Linked DNA regions of Homo sapiens: region 1 is linked to region 2. Evidence: chromatin loops called from intact Hi-C (ENCODE). Cell type or tissue: pancreas. All regions are shown on one strand. Links, peaks and the distances in the headings refer to the core of each region. The heading gives the core; the rest is flanking DNA.

What was found. A loop is a pair of places that touch in the nucleus more often than their neighbours do. Peaks named below come from ENCODE experiments on the same cell type or tissue, not always from the same donor. Only the 100,000 strongest peaks of a DNase experiment are listed, where the experiment ranks them.
Region 1: a loop joins it to region 2, with 2.2 times the contacts of the local background. A loop is called at or near these places in 56 of 110 quality-filtered maps.

What each region holds. Positions count from the first base shown.
Region 1 is chr10:103,064,887-103,073,216 of GRCh38, reverse strand. It overlaps CNNM2 (cyclin and CBS domain divalent metal cation transport mediator 2), which reads right to left. Exons shown (of 8, transcript NM_017649.5): 5 at 4,495-4,588; 6 at 1,378-1,443. Among named protein-coding and RNA genes, the nearest start is that of NT5C2, 120 kb to the left of the region's middle. In pancreas, for the core only: a CTCF peak has its summit at 3,426 (motif pointing right); a DNase peak (open chromatin) is centred at 3,476.
Region 2 is chr10:102,724,779-102,733,108 of GRCh38, reverse strand. It overlaps SFXN2 (sideroflexin 2), which reads right to left. Exons shown (of 12, transcript NM_178858.6): 2 at 6,312-6,497; 3 at 5,952-6,122; 4 at 4,580-4,678; 5 at 3,715-3,790; 6 at 3,301-3,386; 7 at 1,326-1,386; 8 at 891-957; 9 at 201-250. The coding sequence starts at 6,472. Among named protein-coding and RNA genes, the nearest start is that of SFXN2, 14 kb to the right of the region's middle. RefSeq lists enhancers at 2,789-3,561, 3,562-4,336. In pancreas, for the core only: a CTCF peak has its summit at 3,678 (motif pointing left); a DNase peak (open chromatin) is centred at 3,688.

The DNA.
Region 1 (8,330 bases), core at 308-8,307, 340 kb before region 2:
CTGCCCTCTGTTTGTGTGAGTGGACCCTCTCCTCTGCCAAGAGCCTGATGCCTGGCCCCATGGCCACCCTCTGGAGGAGCAGGCCCTGCCTTCCATGTCCCTTTCAACAGCTCGACGGGCGCCAGCGCGAGCAGAGGCGCTGCAACCCTGAGCTTGAGCCCACTGCTCAGAGCCTCAAGTGCCATCTTACTTAAAATATTAATAATAATAAAGGTCCACATTCTTCATCTGAAGCCCTTGGGGGCCAGAGAGATGTTTGAATTCTGGAAGGTGATACAGTCCATACACCCCATGTTACATACACCACCAGCAATTCTGGGGCGGCCCTAGTCCGCAAACACATTAACTTTTGGTGAGACGGACAAGGATTCACAACAAGTAGAGCTAAAACCGTAGTGGCTGACCCCCAGTTCAGGTCAGGTTTTGTGGCCAAGTTTATGTTCCAAAGTTTTATGATAGTAATTATGGAAAAAACTCCGAAGATAAATATAGGAAAATTGTGTTACCAACTAGGAAATCCCAGCAATTTTAATTAAAGACAGATTAAGCCTTTTCCCTTCTTTTTAATAGCTGGACGTATTAGTTAGGACTGGCCACCCTCTCCTGCAGGGCAGTCGGCAGCAGCGGGATAGGAATGTGCCGGGTGTTCACTCCAAAACAAAGTCAGGTGGCAGGGAGAAGCGGGGTCGCCTGCCTGGTGGCGGGGAGAAGCGGGGTCGCCTGCCTGGTGGCGGGGAGAAGCGGGGTCGCCTGCCTGGTGGTGGGGAGAAGCGGGGTCGCCTGCCTGGTGGTGGGGAGAAGTAGGGCCGCCTGCCTGGCGGACAGCAGAGGCGCTCGCGCTCCACTCACACGGATGTGGGAAGAACCCAGGATACAAGAATGTCGTGCGCCTGTGTGGATGGGGTATTTTTCTTGCTTACCAAGAAGAGTTCACAGCTCTCAGGCCTTTGGCAAATGTGCTCTATAAAAGCGGCCTCAGGGTTTGAGGCCCTCAGGGCCTCTGCAAACTCCAGATACCATGACTTGCTGAGGTCAGAATAAGAACCAAGAACAGTCCCCTACTGCTGACCTGAAAATTCAAGGTCAGCCACAAGGGCAGGGAGCGCTAACAATCCACACCAGAGCCGCCCTCCCTTTCCATGCTTCATGGCTACTCCTGTGCATGGTGACTTTGCGCTGTTCTGGACTCTCCACCTGCTGTGGCTTATGCTTTCCTGGAGAGCTCGCTATAAAGTTACGGAACCTTAGAGCTTTAGCGCTCCAAGGAACACTGAAAACAGCCTGTCCAGGTAAAGGGAGCAGACCCAGCCAGCCAGGCGTGATGGGGGGCAAGGAAGGCAATCAGGAGAATTACGGAAAGGAAGCATGCAGAATTACCTGGAGAACCTGCTGCTAACAACTCTGTTCTGCTGACAACAAAGGTACGAGACAGGGACAAAGGAACTGAAAAATGGAGAAAAACAGGGTGAGATCGCATCAAAAGGCAAGAACAGAGATCTCTGTAATCAAGGGACAGGAGGGGATACTTGTTCTATCAATACAATATGAGCATTCAGTTGCAGAAATGCAAGTCGGTATGGTATTATAGAAACAAAACAACACACACTGCTTTCCAGGAAGAGGAATACAGGGAGGCCAAGATCAGGAGAAATCCTACCCACGAGTTTGTTACTAACCAAGAAATCTCTTAAGCCACTAATAACCAATTGGGGTTGATAGCTCGAAACCTGCTACTCTTAAGGGCTTAAATCACCAGTAGCTGCGCAAAAGGGGAGCTCGATTAGTCAACTGCCCTAAGAGCCTGACTCAAACCGCTGGCGCCTGCACCCCAATACTCACTCACTGCACAGCCTACAGCTCCCCATCTGTGCAACTTTAGCTCATTTTAATTTTGACCTGAAGCTTTGAATTGTTAGGAACGCTTTCAAATCTCAACATAGAGGAAAGTAAGTAAAGAACGCATACACAGATTTCCTGGGAATGCAGACCAGAGTCATCCTCATCACCACTTACTCACTGCCCCATCAGATTGAAAAGTCTCAGAACATGAAATGTTGAGCAGGAATCACACCTCTGGGGCAGGTAGGTCTTAAGAACTGATTATTGTCGGTTTTCCCCAGACAGCGAACATCAATAAACAGAAACTTTACCTTGTGATATCTGTACTAACTGTGCCTCTCAATGAATATACAAAATCCCAAATCTTAGTTGTAAAGTTAAGTAAAATACTAGGCTTTGGAATAGGTAAGATGCCATTAATGAAATTCCCCCCCCGCTTTTTTAGTTTCAGATGGATTCTCGCTCTGTCACCTGGGCTGGAGTACAGTGGCGTGCTCTGCGCTCACTGCAACCTCCACCTCCCAGGTTCAAGCGATTCTCCTGCCTCAGCCTCCCAAGTAGCTAGGACTACAGGCATGTGCCACCATGCCTGGCTAATTTTTGTATTTTTAGTAGAGATGGGGTTTCACCATGTTGGCCAGGCTGGTCTTGAACTCCTGACCTCAAGTGATTTCCCCTTCCTTTTTAGCAGTTCCAGACTCAGAGGGCTGCTCACCACATCCTCTTCTAAATGAGACTTGTCCTTCCATTACAGTTCAACAGGAACTGCGCTGGTATTTATGTTTCAGGAACCAGTAATTGGTAGAAATGTACAACCCACTCCTAGTTTATTTTCAAAGCCATCTTATAAATCTGGTTCTGCTCACCTGGGGCTAATTTGAGGTCAGCTGCCAAAACTCATCACAGTCAGGCACCTTTCTACTATACTCACATTTCCCCTCATGCTTTCAAGGGGACGAAGCACTTGTGTGAGGATCACTGCATCCTAGTCTTCTAATAATCACATGAGCTGGCATCATTATATCCTCTTAACAAGGATGAGACCAAGGGCCTCGCTCAACACCACACGACCTGCCTGTGATGGAACTGAAGCTATAACCCAGGTCTTCTCATGCCTAGGTAAGAGCTACCCTGTCTCTCTCACTAAGCAGTGAAAACGAAGGTCACCTTCAAGTTTACAACAGAAACCTACTCATTAAGTAGGGTCAGACAGGCCCATGTTCACAGTGGGTGTTGGGTGTTGGTCAGCAGTTGACAGTGGGGACACTGTGCCTCCAGGACTCAAACACCTGCACAAGGATAGTGAGAAGGGGCATTTGGGGCAGAGGAAGTTTAGAAATACGACAGAATTCTTGACGTCTCAGTGACTTTCTAACTGAAACATCTTTGGGTTCCTCAGACTACTGGGTGGAGCAGTCGATGAAGACCAATGTCACAGAAACAGTCTTGTCTGGAGGCATCTCCTCCCCTTGGAAGCCTGGCTTTCAGGAATTCTTTTAAAATGGGTTATTTTTAGGTTTGAGGTTTGTAAATGAAGTTTCCTAAAACCGCACATCATTTGGTGTTTTTGCCACAAGGTGGCACCCCAGCATCTCTGTCGACCTGCCCGACCTGTTCGGGCTGCCTCAGGTATTAATAGCAAGCGTGTGCGCTCTGCCAAGCAGCGCCATCCCCAGAGGCCAGCAAGCCACCAGGTATCTATCTGTGTTCATGTCTGAGAGCACATCTGGCTGGCTGGCATCTTGGAATCTTGTGTTCAGAGAACTGTCAATCCCCCATGGCCACCCACCCTTAACTGGCTGACTCGCCTGGCCAGCTCTCCAGACAAGAGCCGGCCACAGGCAGTCAGTATATAGCAACAACCTCATTCGTCCTCAGAAACATGCAAATTAAGACCTCCCAAACTGCTAACATTTAACAGACTCAACAATACCAAGTGCTGGATGCAGAGCAACCGGAATTCACACAGCACAGGTTGGGAGTAAGCAGGTACATCAGAGCTGAATCCAGAGGCACACCCTCTGACACGTAGCGCCAGTCCCAGGTGCGCACCCAGCAGAAATGGACACACACGTTCACCCAAAGACATGTATAAGAATGTTCAAAGCCACATATTGACAGTAGCCCCAGACGGGACTACCCCAATGTCTATCAGCAATGAAAGGACACGTGCACTGCTGTGTATTCACACAGTGGCATACTAGACATGGCAAGAGGAAATAGTGTGATCACACACAGCAACAGAGGTGATGTGACAAGCACGACACAGAGAAAGGAGCCAGCCTCTGTGTAACACACACAGTGTCTCCATTTATGCAAAGTTCAAAAGCAGGCAGAATTAGGCTGAGAAGTCAAGAAAGCAGTTACTCTGGGGGACCAGTGACTAAAAGGGAGCGTGATGGGAGTTCTGTGGGGCTGGTAACGTCCTGTCTCTTGGTCTGGGTGCCACTTTACACGTGTTCAGTTTGTGAGAATTCATGGAGGTATATACTTAGGATTTGTGCAGATTTTCTGCATATATGATATACTTCAAAAAAAAAGTTCAAAAAGGAAGTGAATGGGGTCAGCTGGCAGATACAGAAAGCAAGATGAAAGGAGAGGGGCCTTACTTCCTAACACGTGGTCCTGCCCTATGCGGCTGGGAACCAAACATACCTGGAGAGGCTGTCAGGGCCATCACGCCATAGTATGAGAAGGCGCTCGCTTCAAACTTCATACCTTCTTTCCCAGCTTCAACTTCCACTTTCCCCTGTGGAGAGAAAAGGCAGGTATTTTCAGTCCAGTTGCAAAAGCCTACTGGCACACTCTGTACAATATTTGGTCCTTCCTTAGATTTTTGTCTGATTTCTTTTCCCAACACTATCGAGGGAGTAAAGCTTCAGCTCATCTTTCCCACTGAGAGGAGGGGGCTCATTCGCTTTAAATATGAAAACTGGATTTGGCTGATTATACAGAGGTGACAGTGTAAATGTGATGTTTATTTTTAAAATAATTCTTAAATTAAAAACTTAAAATACAGTTTTCTTTGTAGAGATAGATCTCCTTATGTTACCTAGGCTGGTTTTGAACTCTTGAGCTCAAATAATCCTGTCTCACTGTCTTGGCCTCCCAAAGTGCTCCCAAAGGGATTACAGGCGTGAATCACTGTGCCTGGCCTGTGATGTTTACTTTCTGTGAGTCCACTTAGTATCTTCCCAATATCTGTAGTTCTTGGATTCTTCAGGAGGCCTCCAGCAATGGAAAGGTGGTGCTCTTGCTCCATCAGTGGGACCAGCACCAAGATGATGCTGGGCGATGGCTGCCTAGGCTGTCCAAGGAGCCAGGGCCGGGGCTGAATCAGGGTCAAGGGCCGACATGGTTTGTGGCCATGGAACAGAGAGGAATAACCTGGGTAGAACCCACTCTGTCTCACGAGCACGGTGTCCTGACCACTGAGCAGACCCCTCGCAGGCTGGTAACTTGCTGTCTACACTCCTGGAGGCACTTAAATTCCATGGGATTTTTCTCCTGTCTTGGAAAAGCAGTTTGAAGAAAGTCTCCTTCCATTAAAATAAAGTTCCCCTCTCCTCCCCCTAAGATTTTCCCTTTTCTTCACTTTCGCTAACTTGTCGACAACTTCTTCTTTACCTTGATGAGTTCTTTTGGGATAGAGTGTCTTATTCATCCCTGGAACCCCAGGGTCCACTATAATCCCTGCATGGTAGGTGCTCATTGTGTTTTCTGGGCTACTGAAATGCTCTAAGTCAGTTTCACTTCTAGTTTCTCAGGCCAAGGGTCAGAAATGCTCTTGTTCCCATTACTACAACTGTGTGAGGCATCCTTTACAATGGGTGAACAAAAATTAAGATGCCATGTATTGAAAAGGAATTGTGCTAACACATCAGTGTTTTATGAATTCATTTAATGTGCACAACTCGATGCAGCAGACAAATCATTGCCCTCCTACAAATCAGGGGAGGGGGGATCAGCAAGATTTAGTAAAGAACAAGCTCTTCATCAGGATGCTAGGAGGCTGGGAGCAGTGGCTCATACCTGTAACCTCAGCACTTTGGGAGACCGAGGCAGGCAAATTGCTTGAGCCCAGGAGTTCAAGATCAGCCTGGGCAACACAGCAAGACCCCATCTCTACAAAAATTAGCCAGGCATGGTGGCGTGCACCTGTAGTCTCAGCTACTTGGGAGGATTACTTGAACCTGTGAGGCAGTGAGCCATGATCACGCCACTGCACTCCAGCCCAGGCCACAGAATGAGACCCTGTCTCAAAGAAAAAAAAAAAAAAAAGATGCTATGCCACCTGATGCAAACTATCATTTTATATTAAGTTTCCAATTACAAAAGGTCTTTCTTGGGCCATAGCTTCAGGAGAAGAACTACTGCCTCTCAGGTTTTCCTGCTCAACAGAAATGACAGTTCACCAGTCCCTAGCCAATTATCTTGCCGTATAAACTTACAACTCCACCCATGATATAAAATCCACCTGCAAATGGGCAGGTGCTACAAACCTTCCCCACACAGGCAGGGCCCTAGAGATGACACTGTGGAGTCGGAGATGACAGCCGTCATCCCCCACGGGCTGACCATGCAGCAGGGACAGGCGAGCACATGAGAAGCAACAGCCCACATGGCACACAAGAGCTCAGCATGAGGAAAAAGACATTGGGAACAGAAGCTCCCAGAAAAATCTTACTTCTTGTTCTTATATAAAGACAAATCGCATACAGGAAGGAAAAGCTGTGGATGACCAAGAGAAAGGGACAGCATGAGGGAGGCCCAGGGTGGCGGCAGCGGCCGGCCAGGCTCTGTGTTTGCAGGGAGGAGTGAGGGCACATCTGGAAGGCAGCTGGGTGAGCAGATCCCCAGGCAATGGGCTGGCAGGGTTGGGTCCTGGGTGGAGGAACAGAGTCTGCTTCCACGAGGGTGGCAGCCACAGGCCTGGGGAGGGAGTGCGGTAGAGAAGCTATTGATAAGGGACCAGCATGATTCGAAGAAGCCATCAGGGAGACAGGAGTATAGGAACCAGAGGCCCATTGGGAGGGGCTGAGGAACAGGGACACCACGAGTGGGAGAAAGAAGGTCTGGAGAGAGGTCAGGGCTGGAGATGGGGACCTGAGACAGGAAAAGGACCGAAGCTCAGCCCGTGACTGAGAGCAGCAGGGAAAACTGAAACCATAACAGGACCATGGCAGAGCCTGAAAAGGGAGGCCCAGACCACGGCACCATGGCAGAAGAGCAGGGGTCAGGAGAATTCCAGGGGCAAGGACGGTCAGGGCCTCAAGGTGCTCAAGGCCGCCGGGAGCAATCACTGACCACAGGCCGCTGGGGGCTGCAGGAGGCTTTCCTACCCTACAGAGGAATCAGTGGGAGGACAGTGGCCCCGGCAGGAGAGGGACAGGCAGCAGGACATCCCCATCTGTGGGGCCATGGGAAGGCTGTTGAAAATTCAGGACTCTGGGTGCTGGGGAAGTCCCTGAAGTAGGGTCCCTTCAAAGAGGAGGGGAGGAACAAGGTTCAGAGATAGCAACACACACAGGAGTAGCCACGGTACATGTCTCCCCAATTCCGTGTCCATCTCTTCCTGAACTGACATGTATGTGCTGGCTGCAAATGTCTGCTTTGTAGTTTGTAACCTCAAGAGTGGCTGCGTGACCAGCTCTGAGCCTGACCCTCCATGCAGGAAATCAGGAGGAAGAGTCAAATGCAGTGGAGCCTCATGGTGACTTCCGTTCCTGGGTGTCTCCAGTTATCTGGAGCATTTGTTGTACAAGTTACAGGGCCTTTTGTGTTGTGTCCCTGCAGACAGATGCCAGGTCACTATTCTTTGGAGATAAAACTGTCAGGACTAGTAGGGCAGGCACAACCAAAACAAGACTGTAAAACAGAAAACTGTACATCTTTTTTTCTATTTAATCCATAGGTTCACACCATCTGTCTCTTGGAAGCGTGCGGTGGTTCCACTCTGAGGCCTGAAGCTCTGCCTTGCACACTCAAAGCAGAGATTCCCAGATTACCGACTCTGGCTCCGGCCCTCGGGCATTCTCATTTAACAATATAGGTGAATCTGGGCATCAGGATTTTATTTAAAAAGATTTCCGGGTGATTCTAGCAAGCCACAAACTTTGGGAATCATTGCTTTAAGGCTCTGTCTGTGAACAATGGCCCCAGCCCTGGAAACTGTGTGCCCTGGCCTCTCAAGGGACTCCCTCAAAGGCAGTGTAGCTGAGTCAACTGATTAAGCAAGGGCGGCTGCAAGACTCAAAACTCCAGACCACTGCCATTCCAGCTGATGCTTCCTCTGTCCTTCCAGACAGGATCCCAGGCAGGGGAGGATCTGCCATCTTCCCTCTGGACTCCATCTAGTTGAGATTCACTGCTGCGGGGTGGATATGCTAAGCTCAGTGATTCCTAGACATTTCCATCCTAACGGCCAGTAAGACGCACCTCTACAGAGACAGATACAGGGAAAGATACGGGGTTGCCAAATTTTTTTTTCA
Region 2 (8,330 bases), core at 83-8,082:
TTCTCTGCAGACCAGGTAAGGAAACTGGCCATGGTATATCTAAACAGGAGGTCAGTGGAGATTGGTGTGGGCTTGAGTGAGATGACAGCATGGTAGCTAAAGGGAAGGATGGGTGGGGGAGGGCAGGTCAGGTATCCCTAGGGACAGATGTGGCTGGACGCACTCTGGGCAGGGAAAATGCCAAAGCAAACCCTACATACCTGCATGAAGTGCAATTTCTCAAGCCTTTCCATGATGACTGGCAGCAAGACTGGAAGAGACCAGGGAGAAGCTGAGGGGAGGGCTGGGAGGCTCTCCCCAGGACTCCTTCTGAAGTCAGACCAGGAACCAAGTGGTTCCCTCTCCTTCAGCAGAAGCTCCAGAAAATACTTACCACTAGGCAGAACAGAAGAGCAAGTAGGCATGACCACCCCCAAACTTTCTCCCCAAAGTCCTGGCAGAACAGTGCTTCCCAAGCTTCTCAACCTGCACACTTGCAATATCAGGAAAACATGTGCTGCTAGGTCCAAAGCTACCTTCTCAAAACTCAAAAATGTATTTGTACGTTCGTGCAAACAAATTTTGCAATACACCCACTGCTGGAAGCAAACCAAAGCAGGGAATTTATTTTCTCTATCACTCTCCCTAGCACCCCACACTGTGTCTAACATTAAACACAAGGGCTTGACAAGTATTAATAAAATGAAAATAACTTTCTACCCCAAACCTTGGATGAACTGATGTTCTAGGAACTAGTGTGGTTCTTCTAGGCTTACAGCAATCAAGCAAAGCAGTTTGAGAAGCATGGCTGTAGAAGGTGGGCCCCACCTCCCACCCAAAAGCTGAGTGTGGCTGAGACCTCCACCCTGTGTCACAGGCTTCCCCAGGATGGAAGGGCTTCCCCATCTTACTCATCCCAGGAGCTGACATGGTGATCCGAGAAATAACTACTTGGGTGATGCCTATGGCCGCAGCTCTCTGAGGGCAGAAAATAGTAAGTTGTCAGAAATGATGTATCCAGTGTACATGTGCTGCACCAGGGGGCTGGGTCAGCATCATGGCCAAGTCTGAGATGGTAAAGGGGAAGGGAAGGACCCTCCAGTTGCTGAGTGACCTCACTTTATCCCCTCCCACCTAGCCAGGTTTTTATGGACCAGAAATGATGGAGAAAAGAGAGAAGGGGCCTGTTCTGAACAGAGAAACATGGGGAAAATTTGATAGGGAGTGAGGATGGAGCCAGAAAAGGCTTCTCAATCCTATATTGGTGCCTACTCTGACCACTAAGGAGGGGACAGGGTATGAGAGGGAATTCCCTCCTCCCACCCCAAAGGGAGGCCTCTGCTCACCCGGGAATGACCAATCTCATTTTCATTCCTGTCCTTCACGCAGATTCCCTTTATGAGCTCCCTAAACACAGACAGGAGTTAATGGACTTGGGAAAGGGGTGATGGAAGCCTGCCAGCCACATGACATGCCAGGGGACCAAGGCCAGGCCACTTAAGCTCCAGGAAGCCACCTCCTGTAGCCTGGGCCTTTGACCTTCCTTCTGCACTCCAATAAGCAGTATCTTAGGAGTGATCTAGGGCAGTGGCTGAGAGCGGTGGCCCTGGGCCCGGACTGTCTGGGTTGAGTCCTGAAACTGCAGGGGATGTGTGTGACCTTGAGCACAGTCTTTAACCCTCCCAAAGCCTCAGTTTTGCTTATCTGCAAAATGGGGATCATCCTGGCACCCACTTTACAGGACCTGGTAAGGATTAAATGAGATAATGGCTATGAAATACTTGGTCCAGCACCTGACACACAGTGTGATCACTCCACAAACAGTAGCTACTCTAGCTATTCCTTTTTTTTTTTTTTTTTTTTTTGAGACAATCGCACTCTGTCACCCAGGCTGGAGTGTAGTGGCATGATCTTGGCTCACTGCAACCTCCATCTCCTGGGTTCAAGCGATTCTCCTGCCTCAACCTCCCCAGTAGCTAGAATTACAGGCATGCGCCACCATGCCCGGCTAATTTTTGTTTTTGTTTTTTGGTTTTTTTTTTGTGATGGAGTCTCACTCTGTCACCCAGGCTGGAGTGCAGTGGTGCGATCTTGGCTCACTACAAGCTCCGCCTCCCGGGTTCACAACATTCTCCTGCCTCAGCCTCCCAAGTTGCCGGGACTACAGGCACCCGCCACCATACCTGGCTAATTTTTTGTATTTTTTAGTAGAGACGGGGTTTCACCGTGTTAGCCAGGATGGTCTCGATCTCCTGACCTCGTGATCCGCCCACCTCAGCCTCCCAAAGTGCTGGGATTACAGGCGTGAGCTACCACGCCTGGCCCTAATTTTTGTATTTTTAGTAGAGATGGGGTTTTGCCATGTTGGCCAGGCTGGTCTCAAACTCCTGGCCTCAGGTGATCCTCCTGCCTCAGCATCCCAAAGTGCTGGGATTACAGGCGTGAGCCACCGCACCCAGCCCACCCCAGCTGTTCTTCTCAGGCCAGTTCTTGACAGCACTCAACTCAAGCCCCGGTAGGTGGCAGGGACTCATTCTCCTGTTAGGAAAGGGCCACTGGATGGGGAAGGAAAGATGAATGGAGCAGCATGTGTGCACAACTATTCTGGTAGTGCTTCCTCTACAAAGACTAGTGTGAACATTTTCCATTTGTTGGTAGTCCCAAGAAAATGTGGCTTGTAGATATTGATGATGATGACAATGGTAGAAATAACAGTGAACACTTATGTAGCATCTCTTATGTTCCAGGTGCTATTTTGAGTGCTTTACATATATTACATCATTAAAACCTCATAACAGAGATTTCTCTAGTCAAGAAATAAGAACTGTGAGACACAATGAGTTTCTCCTTTACCTTTTCTCCTGAAAAGCTTAGAGTTGGGTGCCTGGAAAACTTCTGTCTACTCCTCTGGCTTCTTTCAAAGCTTCTGGGTTCTATGCTATCTTTAGACACCTCAGCCTGCTACATTTCATTCTGTATGCCATCCCCAGGGCTTGGGAAGTAGGAGGAGTTCACAATTTTAACACAGGTCCAAAAGGACATGATCCAGTGTAAAACTCCACAGGTCCACCCTGTCTTTCCCATCCCACATCACCCAGGAGAGGACTCCCACGGGACTCAACACACGGCCTAACCCAAAGTCACCCACCACTCCCGGGGCCATCACCATGGGAGCTGCCAATCCCAGGGCCCTTCAGAGGCTCAGCCCAGCAGCCCTCCCCATGCCCACCGCAGTCCCCAGAAGCCACCCACTGCTTTGGTTTCTTGCCCCTTTTCTGCTAATCTTGTGGTTTGTAGGGAGAAAAAGGGGCCTTTACTCACTGCTGTCGCATCATGGGGATATTGACACAGTTAGCCGCAGCCACAGCGGCAAAGGGCACCCAGCGGCCCACCAAGGGCGGCGCTTTCTGTTGGGGGAAGAGAACAGTAGGAGTTGTTCAGAAGCGCTGGAAGATGGGAGGGGAGGGGGCTGAACGACTAGAATACAAAAAAGAAAACTAGGCCTTGCTACCGCCACACATCCAGACACCCAGTCTGGGAACCCCAAACTCCCTCAAAGGCCCAAGAAGAACCAACCTGGGGACGGCCCTGGTGTATTTCTCATCACTTGGCCAGCCGGGCTCTGGCCATTCCCAACTCACCCAGCCTGGGGAACTGTCCCTGGGGGAAGGACGTTTTCCCTAGGACTCTGCTGCCCCCGCGTGGCCACCATGCTGCAGCGGCCCCAGACCATACCTTTGTCAACATGTTCATGCCCACAGCCGTGGCCACAGCAGTGGTTGTGGCTGTGAAGTAGGAAAGGGCCATCTGCCTGGGGGAGGAGAGAGATGCTTGGGAGTGGGGCCCCTGCCGGCTGAGGGCCAAACCACGGGCTTCAGGGAGAAAGTCGGCTGGCGAGGCTTCGTGCGTGAAAACCGCACAGGATCTGTCCCCAGCCTTATCTTGTGACCCTCTCCCCCTCACTCACAGTGCTCCAGCCCCCTTGGTCTTCTTTCAGTACTGTGAACATGCCAAGTTCCTCCCTGCCTCGGAGCCTCTGCACACGGCTGCTCCCTATGCGGGGAGGTGTTCCCTGGGCTCTTGGGTCATTCATCCCTCATCCTTCAGGACAGTTGAAATGTCGTCTTCACAGATGGGACTGCTCTAAGTGGCCTAACTACACAGACACCGCTCTGCTGTTCTCTGCCTTGCAACCCTGGTTTTCTGGGTGGTTTTTTTTGTTTGTTTTGAGACTGATCTTAGGCAATCTGCCTGCCTCAGCCTCCCAAAGCGCTAGGATTACAGGTGAGAACCACCGTGCCTGGCCCAACCACATGTCTTAACAATGTATCCCAGCATCTAGAACCATGCACATCCCCAGCACATAAGACACACTCAAGAAGAAATATTTAGAGAATGAATGAATAAACACATTTGGAATTGGTCTAGGAAGAAGATCCACCCCTACTCAGCTTGAGAAAATATTTCCAAACCCTGGGAAAGGGTGACTTGGTCACCTGCTCAGTGCAGGTGCTACCCAGGAAGGACTGACAGCCCAGAACCCTTTAGAAAAGCTGTTCGTGGGGAGACACGAGGACAGCCTGGGGTTCAGGTCTCCTACCTGACTGATGTGGGGGAAGCCGCATTCCTGTTGGTGTAGTTGACTAAGGCATTGAAGGACTGGTTCACCCACTGCCAGAAGATCACCGCCGGCATCGTCCTACCAGTGAGGAAGGCCAGGAGAGGCAGAGAGAAGTCAGATGGCAGGGAGTCCTGAGGGTATGCCAGTCAAAGCACATGATCTGCAGGTCCCCACACTGTTCCCATACTAGTTTTTTATTTTTATTTTTTTGAGACGGAGTCTCACTCTGTCACCCAGGCTGGAGTGCAGTGGTACGATCTCAGCTCACTGCAACCTCCGCCTCCCAGGTTCAAGCAATTCTCCTGTCTCAGCCTCCCAAGTGGCTGGGACTACAGGCACACACCACCACGCCTGGCTAATTTTTGTATTTTTAGTAGAGACGGGGTTTCACCATATTGGTCAGGCTGGTCTTGAACTCTTGACCTCAAGTAATCCACCCGCCTTGGCTTCCCAAAGTGCTGGGATTACAGACATGAGCCACCGTGCCCAGCTTGTTCCCATACTGTTTTATGCACCTGGGCTTCTGCGCAGGCTGGCCCCTCTGCCTCAAATATCTCCCCCTCCTCCTTCCATACATGGCCAACCCTGCCCTGTTGAGAGGGATCACTTCCTCCATGGAACCTTCCCGACCCTTTCCCTGCCCCTCCTGAGACAGAGTAAGTCACTCCATGCTCCTGCTCCCACAACCCCATGTTCTTCCTCCAACCTACCACTTACCAAGCTGTACTGTAACTGTTTACTTCTTGGTCTCCTCAACAAAACTGGGAGCTCCTTGACGGGAGGTTACTGAAGCCTTCACATTCCCAACACCCGGCCCAAAGCCCAGCTCAATAGCTGAACCAATCAATGCGTGGGGTGGGGGACGCAGGGGAGGAAGGAAGAGGTAGGAAGAAGAGTCACATGTCCAGCAGCTACAGAGGCAGTCTATTCTCTCCCCAACCAAGCCAAGAAAGGGACTTCCTATTGTTTTGTTTGGGTGTTACATAATTAAAATCATTGTGGAATAAGTACTTTTTAAAGAGGGAATTGGGGTAGCTTATTTGTTGAGGGTTCTACACAGGACTGCCTCAGTTAAAATCCAGGCACCCATATTTCCTGCCTGTTTAAACCTGGACAAGTTCTTCAGCTTCTCTAGAACTCTAGTTCTTCATCTATAAAATGGAAATAATAGTACCTATAGTGTAGGGTTGTTGCGAGGGTTAAATGAAGCAATACGAGCAAAGAATGTAGCATAGTGCCTGGTATCTGGTAAGTGACCAATCAAGAGAACTATTATTATTATCATAGTATGGCTCCCTGACCAGCAGATCCAGGCAGCTGTACCTCCCACGGCCCTGCCCCCAGGTCCCACCTGTAGAACTGGAGCATGAAGCCCGTGATGATCATGCCGCCAGGAAGCTGGAAAGACATGCGCCCGATGACATTCATCTTCTCCCCAGTGTCGGGGTGGAAGGCCGAGTCATACAGCTTCTTGGCATACAGCAGCTGCTCCACTTGGGTGCCTGGGGGCACAACCCCCATCCTGCCACCCAAGGACAGCAGGCAGTCACCATCCTGCCTGATCAATGTCTCCCAGTCTCCCCACTCTCACTTCTTCCAGCCCCCAGCCCTGAGATTTCTGCCTATTCCTTCACCTTCGGTTTCCACCTCCTCCCAAGAGGACCCCATCAATGTTACCCTACTACTTCCAGCCCCTTCCCCGACCCCTCACCTGCTCTTCTCCACCATCACCTTGGCCCAGTCCAGCTCCCGCTCAGATACAAAGACAGTGCGGGGGTCCGTGATGTTTAGGAAGTGCTTCACTCTCCCCAGGAAGGTGCGCTGGTCCCAACGGGGGGCATCGATGTTAAAGCCAGACAGGTCAGCCTCCATCTTGCTCACACATAAAACTGTGGACCTAAGGGACAAAGGAAGAAGATGACTGTCCCCTAAATCAAAGCCCACCACAGAGGACCTGAGCACGTCCCACTGTTGCAGACTGCCTGCTCTCACCAGCTACTGGGCATCGTCTGACTCAGCTTGGGAGGGCCCAAGTGAATGGTCATCAGATTGAGCAACTGGGCACCAACATGTGTTTCCTGAGGGCCTGCTGGTGGCCAGCTCTGTGCTTGACCATACAGCAGGAGGGACTGGAAAAGGGGACAATACAGTGCCTGTGCTTGGAGAGCTCTGGGAACAAAAGCCCACCCATTAAATAGTATAATACCCCCAGGTGTTTCTGGCAGGGGAGATGGGAAAAGTAGCCATTTTGAAAAACAGCCAGCTGGGTGCAGTGGCTCATGCCTGTAATCCCAGTACTTTGGGAGGCCGAGGCAGGGGGATCATGAGGTCAGGAGTTTGAGACCAGCCTGGCCAACATGGTGAAACCCCATCTCTACTAAAAATACAAAAATGAGCCGGGCGCAGTGCCAGGCACCTGTAATCCCAGCTACTCAGGAGGCTGAGGCAGAAAAATTGCTTGAACCCAGGAGGCAGAGGTTGCAGTGAGCTGAGATCACACCACTGCACTCCAGCCTGAGCCTGGGTGACAGAGCAAGACTCCATCTTGGGGGGAAAAACAAAACAAAACAAACAAACAAAAAAACACCCAAAGCCCTTTATACTTCTTTTTTTTATTTAATTTTACTTTTTTTTTGAGACAGGGTCTCATTCTCTCACCCAGGCTGGGATGCAGTGGTGTGATCATGGTTCAATGCAACTATTACCTCCCAGGTCAGCCTCCTGAGTAACTGGGACTACAGGCACATACCACCACCCTGGCTAATTTTTGTATTTTTTTGTAGAGATGGCACCTCGCTATGTTGCCCAGGCTGGTTTCAAACTCCTAGGTTCAAGCAATCCTTCTGCCTCGGCCTCCCAAAGTGCTGGGATTACAGGTGTGAGCTGCCGCATCTGGCCTGTTTTATTATTTAGAGACAGAGTCTCATTATTTTATCCAGGCTGGAGTGAATGGTAATTGACAGGCATGATTATAGCTCACTGCAACCTCGAACTCCTGGGCTCAAGCAATCCTCCAACCTCAGCCTCCCAAGTAGCTGGGACTACAGGCATGCACTATCATGCCCAGCCCTTTTATTCTTCTCAACAAGGTCTACCCTTGAGGGAAACTATTTTACCAGAGCCTAACCATCTTGGGTTGTACCAGAACTTAAGTGACTTGGGGAAAGAGAACTCCAGCCACCTCTTGCCTTCCTGCCTCACCTAAAGAGGACAAGGGGAGGCTGAGAAGCTCTTGTGAAGGTTCAGGGGCACAGGCTCCCCAGAAGACTGAGACCTCATCACAGGACTGTAGATCCTCCACTCCCTCACCTCACCACTGCACCAGCAGGGCTCCTGTATCATTACAAGGATTATAACAAAAAGAGTAACAAGTCTTAGGCCCTATTTAAGAAGTCTCTAGAGACCCATAGACAGCAAGGGAGATAAGAACAAGGACACCAGAAGAAAATTTAGCCTTTTATACCTATAGCTACAGCAAACAGTAAACATAGCCTAGATAAACAAAACCTCACCCCTCAGTTCCTCTCACAGGGTACATCATGTCCAGCTTTCAGTGAAAAATTACAAGGCATACTAAAAAGAAAAAAAAAAAAAACGCAGTTTGAAGAAACAGGCCAAGTATCAGAATCAGATTTAGATATGAGATTTTAGAATTATCAGACCAGGAATTTTAAATAACTATGGTTAAAATTAATTAATTAATTAATTACAACGATGGTTAATATTCTAA